Linked DNA regions of Homo sapiens: region 1 is linked to region 2. A link is an interaction called in ENCODE POLR2A ChIA-PET data of the cell type or tissue named here. Cell type or tissue: K562. All regions are shown on one strand. Each heading gives the region's core, and the rest is flanking DNA. Links, peaks and the distances in the headings are about the cores only.

The links. Peaks named below come from ENCODE experiments on the same cell type or tissue, not always from the same donor. Only the 100,000 strongest peaks of a DNase experiment are listed, where the experiment ranks them.
Region 1: POLR2A ChIA-PET joins it to region 2 with 5 read pairs; 1 of 35 experiments calls an interaction of 5 or more read pairs at or near these places.

Annotation. Positions count from the first base shown.
Region 1 is chr10:43,304,669-43,309,061 of GRCh38, forward strand. No RefSeq gene overlaps it. Among named protein-coding and RNA genes, the nearest start is that of LINC02633, 16 kb to the right of the region's middle. In K562, for the core only: no CTCF peak of the experiment used is centred there; a DNase peak (open chromatin) is centred at 212; H3K4me3 peaks cover 433 bases; H3K27me3 peaks cover 1,390 bases.
Region 2 is chr10:43,621,475-43,625,867 of GRCh38, forward strand. No RefSeq gene overlaps it. Among named protein-coding and RNA genes, the nearest start is that of ZNF32-AS3, 5.1 kb to the right of the region's middle. In K562, for the core only: no CTCF peak of the experiment used is centred there; a DNase peak (open chromatin) is centred at 2,057.

The DNA of each region.
Region 1 (4,393 bases), core at 161-4,160, 320 kb before region 2:
TTATACTTTGGGATGTCGCTCCTCTACAAGGAGCACTCGAAATTTTGCCGTGGGCCGCCTGCGGAGCTGGAGAGCTGAGGAGGCGGGTCCTGGGGCAGCGGCAGCGTTACCGCTTGCAAAGGCGCCCCTTTTTTCTGTGCTGATTTTCGCCTGTGAGACTTCCTCCCACGGGCGCCGCTGGCTAGTCAGACTTTCCCGCGTGCCTCCTGCCCCGCCCTAACAGGCTAACTTTTCCGCGCCGGGCCTGGCTCTTTGCTGCAGCTGCCGCCCTCGGTGCAGAGTTCCCGGGAGCACTTGCTGGCTTCGGTTTCGCGAACTTCCTGGCCGCGGAGCTTTCCCTTCTACTTAATGCTTGCTAGCTCGGCCGCACCGCTCCCCGCCCCCCGCCCCCGCCCCCGCCCCCGCCCCCGGGATCGGGCCTCTAATGCCTTTTCTTAACACCTTATGTAGCTGATTGCCTTGCCGATCTTGCATTACGGGCAGACTAAGGGCCCTCTTAATGCCGCTTGCCTAAGACAAGGTCCCATAGCTGGAGCATGTTTCTTGTCTTTTTTCCTACTTATTGGAGGAGGGGGCTCAGGTGAAACCTCCCTTTCCTCTTTGTTATTTTGCCCCGGTGATACTGGGGCTGAGGGAACACAAGGCGATAAGGTGGGTGACAGTTCCTCCTCTTTCCCCTTTTTAGGCTCTTGCATGTATAATGGAAGCAGGGCTGCTCTAATTAAAGCCCATAGCGTTAAAGCTGTTACTGGGACCTGTTTCCCTTGTGCATAATGTTGTTTAAGATTTCTCCCCACAGGCCGGGCGCGGTGGCTCACTCCTATAATCCCAGCACCTTGGGAGGCTGAGGTGGGCGGATCACCTGAGGTCGGGAGTTCGAGACCAGCCTGACCAATGTGGAGCAACCCCGTCTCTGCTAAAAATACAAAATTAGCTGGGCGTGGTGGCACATGCCTGTAATCCCAGCTACTCGGGAGGCTGACGCAGGAGAATCGCTTGAACGTGGGAGGCGGAGGTTGTGGTGAGCCGAGATTGTGCCATTGCACTTCAGCCTGGGCAACAAGAGTGAAACTCCATCTCAAATAAATAAATAAATAAATAAATAAATATTTCTCCCCACTTGTTCCCACAGCTTCATGTTTAGTGTGCCTTTTTCAGGGAACCATGGGCTTTGGGATTCAACAGTTTGCATTAAGTCCTTTAATTGAGCCTGCAAAACTGATGGTCTGCTAGCCTTTAGCAACTGTTTCAACACTTTTATATACTGTTTCTGTTGAGCTGATAACTGTTGTCCCATGATGAAATCTCAGCATGAACAATCTCCCCCGAACTTGGAAATCCCAAGTGGGCACCAATGACTTACTGATTACTCACTGACCACGTGTTTCCTTTTTCACCTTCCTTTCTCGGGTCCGTTCTGCTTCCTTCCCAGTGTTCATCACGTGGGGGCACCGGCTGTGGGGGTCTGTCCCGCAGACCCTGACCCAAGGATGGATGAATAAAGTACACTGATACACAGATACTCTGCTTTGCCAGTCCAGCTGAGCGTCTGGGCAGCTTACAGACTACATGCAAAGTGCCGCAAACAGTTGCCACTGCGGCCAGAACAGCTAGTGAGACTCGCATTTATTCAGTAAAGATTAATTGACAAAGGCTTGAGTCAACACCACTAGAGGGTAATTGACATTGCGGACCTCCCAAGTAGAAAGCAATTAAGCACCCTCAGTATAACAAAGGTTAGTCTTAAGACCACATGATTAAACAAGTTTGTTAGATAAACTCCCTACACTCCTTTGTTTCTACCCTAATTTATTTAACTAAAGGTAAGGGGACTAGGCTGCCTTCAGTCAGATTTATTACTGAAGTTATGCGAACTCTGAGGCCTTCCAAGAAGGTTTGTAGCTATTATAACTAAAATTTTTCCCACCAGCCTGACTGAACCACCACAACTGTCCACTACCATGACCAAGAGACACAGGCAGCTGATGGACATTTGAAACGTGGCTGGCCCAAATGGAAATGTGCTGGAGGGTAAAATACACACTGCATTTTGAATGCTTTGTAAGAAAAAAAAGGATGTGAAATTTCTGGTTAATAACTGTTATATGGCTGAGCGCAGTGGCTCACACCTGTAATCTCAGCACTTTGGGAGGCTGAGGTGGGAGGATCACTTGAGACCAGGGGTTTGAGACCAGTCTGGGCAACAAAGGGAGAGTCCATTTCTACAACAGCAACAAAAATATTAGCCAGGTATGGTGGCACATGCCTGTGATCCCAGCTACTCTGGAGGCTGAGGCAGAGGTTTGGGAGGGGTGGCCAGCTTGTATTCCCTTATTTGTCCCCGCCCACATCCTGCTGATGGTCCATTTTACAGAGTGCTGATTGGTCCATTTTACAGAGTGCTGATTAGTGCATTTACAATCTTTTAGCTAGACACAGAGCGCTGATTGGTGCGTTTTTACAGAGTGCTCATTGGTGCGTTTGCAATCCTCCTAGCTAGACAGAAAAGTTATCCAAGTACCTGCTGGACCCAGAAAGTCCAGCTGGCTTCACCTGTCACTAGGAAAGCTGAGTGTGCATATGGGCTCCACACGCTGCTGGACTCTGTGGCCCCTAGGCACTCTGGGGCCACACTAGGAGCCCCCAGACAGGGCCCTCTGCTCCTGGTTGAGGGCAGGGTGTCACCCCATTCCTCACCAGGAGGGCTGCATCTCTAGTGTAGCCTGCCAGCCTGCAGTGCCATCACCCTAGCTTATGGTGATGACGAGGCTGAGCCTCCTGAAAGGTCTGTCAAGGGGCAGCAGAACCCCCCGCAGACCCAGCTGCTGGGCCACGGAGCCTCCCCACTGGCCCTGCCAGCCATGCTGGGACTTCTCACCTGCGCCTGACCTGCTCCTGGGAGGGGGCTTCTTCACCTCCCTCCCGCATAAAATTCCGCCAGTTTTGGCCAGGCATGGTGGCTCACGCCTGTAATCCCAGTACTTTGGGAGGCCGAGGCGGGTGGATTACCTGAGGTTAGGAGTTCGAGACCAGCCTGGCCAATATGGTGAAACCCCATCTCTACTGAAAATACAAAATTAGCTGGGTGTGGTGGCACATGCCTGTAATCCCAGCCACTTGGGAGACTGAGGCAGGAGAATCGCTTGAACCTGGGAGGTGGAGGTTGCAGTGAGCAAATAATCATGCCATTGCACTCCAGCCTGGGCAATGAGAGTGAAACTCCATCTCAAAAAGAAAAGAAAAGAAACTGGGCCGGGCACAGTGGCTCATGCCTGTAATCCCAGCACTTTGGGAAGCCAAGGCGGGTGGATCACCTGAGGTTGGGAGTTCAAGACCAGCCTGTCCAACATGGAGAAACCTCATCTCTACTAAAAATACAAAATTAGCCGGGCGTGGTGACACATGCCTGTAATCCCAGCTACTCGGGAGGCTGAGGCAGGAGAATCACTTGAACCCAGGAGGCGGAGGTTGTAGTGAGCCGAGATAGCACCATTGCACTCCAGCCTGGGCAACAAGAGTGAAACTCTGTCTCAAAAAAAAAAAATTCATCCATTTTAGGTGTAAATCAATAATTTTTAGCTAATGCATGCAGTTGAGCAACGCTCACCACAATCCAGTTTTCAGACACTTCCATCAGCCCCTGACCCCATCGCGACACCACTTTCCGTCTCTGTGGATGTCCTTCTCTCAGCACTTGAGGCAAATGGAATCAGATCATATGTGGCCTTTTGCGTTTGGCTTCTCTCACTTAGCATGACCTTTTAAAGGGGTGTCCATGCTGTGGCATATTTTTTTAATTGCAACTGATTTCTTCCTCTCAGAGAAGGCAGCTGCACCCATTCCTGAACTTGCAAAAGAGGTGTTTTAATTTGGGGGGCAGAATGCCCCTCTTCCTGCAGCCCATTCTGAACCTGCCCTCCCCTGCCCTGGTCAGCACACCTCCCCTTGTGCACCTGGAGATCGTCATACTCTTCAGATCTGATTCTGGAGAGGAAAGGAAATATCAGCTCTGTGTCACTATTTTCAATGGAAAGACCATGAGACATCTGCTCCCCAGCCCAGTCCCTTGTCCTGCACTGACATCTCCAGGTGTGGCCCTGGGCATCTGCGTGTTTAAAATGCCCATGGTGGACAGAGTTGACAATGGAAACTCTGCTTTCTGCTTAACTCTTACATTCCCTCTTATTTTTTCAATTGAGAACTAATCTTTGATTTAGAAATTATGACATTCCCAAGTTCTACTCCAATCTTTTTTTCGTATTTATGTGTCACATGTGGCTTATTTAATAATTCTTTGGCAATTGTACATCTCAGTCTCACAATTGGCCTGATGGATTAACATTTTGTTTACTCAAATAATTGTGCTTGGATGATAAATTAGCCTGTTAACACT
Region 2 (4,393 bases), core at 204-4,203:
GAGGGACCAGTGGTTTTACCCACTGTCAAACACCATGAACAAAGCCTGGGTACTGGCTTGTCTTATTGAGGAAACCTACTTTAACATATGAAAACGAATAAAATATTTCAAAATGGTAATGATAATTATGGGATTTTTGGTAATGTATTTCATTTAAGAAGTTTTCATTTAAAAGAATAGGGTGTTTATTCAAAATGGGACAAGACAGGACAATAAAAGAAAGCTGACCAATATTCCTTATGAGCATAGAAGCAAAAATCTTGAATAGAATATTAGCGAATAAAATCCAGCAATATATAGAATTAATAATATAGAATCATGATCAAATGGGGTTACGGCTGGTTCAGTGTTTGGAAATCAATCAATGTAATCTACATTAAAGAAGATTAAAGACCAAAGAGGAAAAACCACCTGATCATACCAACTGATGCAGAAAAAGCATTTGACAATATACAATATCCATTCATGATACAAGCTCTTGGCAAGCTAGTAGAAGGGAAGTTCCTCAACCACATAGAGGCCAACTATGAAAAACCTACAGTTAACCTCATACTTAATGGTGAAAGACTGAATATTTTCCCTATAAGATGAAAACAAGGTTAGGATATCTGCTGTCACTACTCTTATTTAACATAGGACTGGCAATCCTGGCCAGTGCAATAAATCAAAAAAAGGAAATAAAAATCATACAGATTGTAAAGGAAAGACTGTAACTGTCTCTGTTTACAAAGGACATGATTGAATATGTAGAACATACAAAGGAAGCTATAAAAAGCAAATCCCTGGCCAGGCGTGGTGGCTCAATGCCTGTAATCCCAGCACTTTGGGAGCCCGAGGCAGGTGGATCACATAAGGCTGGGAGTTCAGACCAGCCTGGGCAACATGGTGAAACCCCATCTGGATAAAATTACAAAAATTAGCCAGGCATTAAAGTGCATGCCTGTAGTCCCAGCTATTTGGGAGGCTGAGGCAGGAGAATTGCTTGAACCCAGAAGGTGGAGGTTGCAGTGGGCTGAGATTGCACCACTGCACTCCAGCTTGGGTGACAGAGCAAGACTGTTTCAAAAAGAAAACAACAACAACAACAACAACAACAAAATCTAATAACTAATAAGTGAGTTTAGCAAGATTATAGGACCCAAGGCCACATACAAAAATTGTTTCTACACACTAGCAATGTACAATTGAAAGCTGAGATTAAAAACTGTCATTTGCAATAGTTCATAAAATAATGAAATCCTTAGGTATAAATCAAAACATGCATAGTACCTGTACACTGAGAACTATAAAATGCTGATGAAAGTAATAAAAGACCTAAATAAATGGAGAGACATGTCATATTCATGAATGGGAAGATTCACCATAGTCAAGATGTCAGTTCTCCATAAATTGATCTTTAGATTTAACAAAATATCAGTCAAAATTCTGGAAGGATTGTTTTGTAGATGTAGATAAGTGGATTCTAAAGTGTTATCCAAGGCAAAGGAACTGGAATAGCTAAAACAAGTTTTCACAAAACTAGAAAAAGCTTTGACTCACTTTACACAATTTAAGACTCTAAAGATACAGTAATCAAGACTGTGGTATTGGTGGAGGTATAGAAATACACATCAGTGGAACAAAATAGTCAAGAATGGACCCACAGAAATATGACTAGTTAAAAAATTTTAAACGTGGGTGCAAAAACAATTCAATAGAGAAAGCATAGTCTTTTCAACAGATGGTATTGGAGCATTTAGACATGTATTAAAAATGATCTTTGACCAATACTTCACACTTTACACATAGATTAACTCAGAAAGGATTATAGAGCTGAAAGTAGAGCACAAACCTGTAAAAATTTTAGAAGCAAACACAGGAGAAAATCTTCATGATCTGGGTTAGGTACAGAATTCTTAGACATAACACAAAAACCATAATCCATGCAGAAAAATATTGATAAACTGCAGTTCACAGTTCTGGAAGGTGGGAAGTCCAGTATTAAGTTTCTGGCATCTAGTGAGGAACTTCTCGCTATGTCATCCCATGGTGGAAGGTAAGAGAGTGAGAGAGAGAAAGTGAAAGTGAAAGTAAAAGGGGTTGAATTCCCTCCTTTTGTAACAAACCCACTGCCGTGCCAACAGCATTAATCCATTCACTGTACCCACATGGCCTTATCATCTCTCATTAGGCCCCACCTCCCCAAACTTGCATTGGGAATAAGTTTCCAACACATGATTTTGGGGGAACAAATTCAAACCATAGCAACAATAAAATATTTGAGATAAATTTAACGAAATAAATGTGAGACTTGTACACTGAAAACTACAACCATTCCAGAAAGAAATTTTTAAAAATCTAAATAAATGCAGGGACACTCTGCATTAATGGAGTTGAAGCTCAAAATTTTAAGATTGCAGAACTCTTCAAATTGATCTATAGGTTCAATGCAGCACCTATCACATTTGCAGCAGAGTTGTTCTGAACAATTGACAAACTGATTCTGCAATTTATACTAAAAGAAGAATTGAGAATGGTCAAAACAATCTTGAAAAAGAACAAAGAACAAAATTCATCCCAGTTTCAGAGCGTACTATACAACTACTAAGGGGGAAAAAACAAACTTTTCCATCTGCCCTCACACCACGACAGCAATCAACACAGAAGACTTCTGTGACCAAATGTGTGGGGATTTTTCCTGACAGATAGTGTCAGACCCCACAGGTTGAGGGCTCAAGCCTATAAGACTGCCTACAACCTCTCAGATGCTAGGTGCATCTGGAGGCATTCTGGAGGTAAGCCCTGGCCACCAAAACTTCTGACCCACCAGCTTCAAGTTGGGGCCCCCACAATCACCTCTTTGGGTTCCATTTACATAACTGCTGTCACCACACAATTAATTTGCTAGAACAGCTCACAGAACTCAGGGAAACACCTACTTAAATTTACTGGTTTATTCTTAAGGATATTACAAAGGAAAGTGATGAGGAGGTGCCTAGGGTGAGGCATGTGGGAAGGGGTATGGAGCTTTCATGCCCTCCTGGAGTGTGCCACCCTCCAGAACCTCCATAGGTTTTGCTATCTAGAAGCTCTCTGAACCCTGTCCTTGAGGTTATTATGGAGGCTTCATTACATAGCCATGATTGTTTAAACCACTGGCCATTGGTGATCAACATAACCTTCAGTCCCTCAACCCTCTCCAGAGGAGGTAGGCCTGAAAGTCCCAACCCTGTAATCCTCCCTTGGTCTTTATGGTGACAGCCCCATCCTGAAGCTACCTGGGGGGCTGTCAATGCATTAACATACAATAAGACATCACTTTGGTGTTTCTAAGGGTTTTAGGAGTTGTATGCTAGGAAATGATTTATATATTATGTATTTCACAATGTTACAGCTACTACATTTATCAAGACACTGTGGTCATAGCATAAAAGTAGACATATAGACCCATCAAACAGAATAGAGATTCTAGAAATAAACCCTTATGTTTTTGGTCAGTGGATTTTTTTTTTTCAGACAGGGTCTCTCACTCTATTGCCCAGGCTGGAATGCAGTGGTAAGATCATGGCTCACTGCAGCCTCGACCTCCCAGGCTCAAACGATCCTCCCACCTCAGCCTCCTGAGTAGGTGGAACTACAGATGTGCAACACAACACTGGCTAATTTTAAAATATTTTTATAGAAATGGGGTCTCCCTATGTTGATCAGGCTAGTCTTGAACTCCTGGGCTCAAGCAATCCTCTTGCGTCAACCTCTCAAAGTGCTGGGATTACAGGTGTGAGCCACCGGGCCCACCATCATTGGATTTTTTTTTTAATGGGCTCAAGTGATCTCTGTAGTCCCAGCTACTTGGGAGGCTGAGACGGGAGGATCACCTGAGCCCATTACCAATGGATTTTTGACAGATGTGCCAAGGCAATTCAATGTGGAGAAAGGATAGGTTTTTCAACAAATGGTGCTGGAATAATTGGATATCCTCATGTAAAAAAATATACGTTTAGTCATTTTACATCATACATAAAAATCAAGAAAGATAATTGACCTAAATATAAGAGGTATAACTATAAATTTGGTTTGGGATGTAAAAGCGAAGGGAAAACTTCCCCATTGCCCTCTGAAAGTTTGCTGAAAATCACTGACAAAAGGCAGATTAATAGAAAAGGCATGCACATTTATTTGATCATAGTTTTACTTGAAATAGGCATGCGCCTGTAATTCCAGTTCCTTGGGAGGCTGAGGCAGGAGAATTGCTTGAACCTGGGAGGTGGAGGTTGCAGTGAGCCGAGATGGCGCCATTGTACTCCAGCCTGGGCAACAGAGCAAGATTCCATCTAAAATAAATAAATAAATAAATAAATAAAAAGAGGCCGGGCGTGGTGGCTCATGCCTGTAATCCCAGCACTTTGGGAGGCTG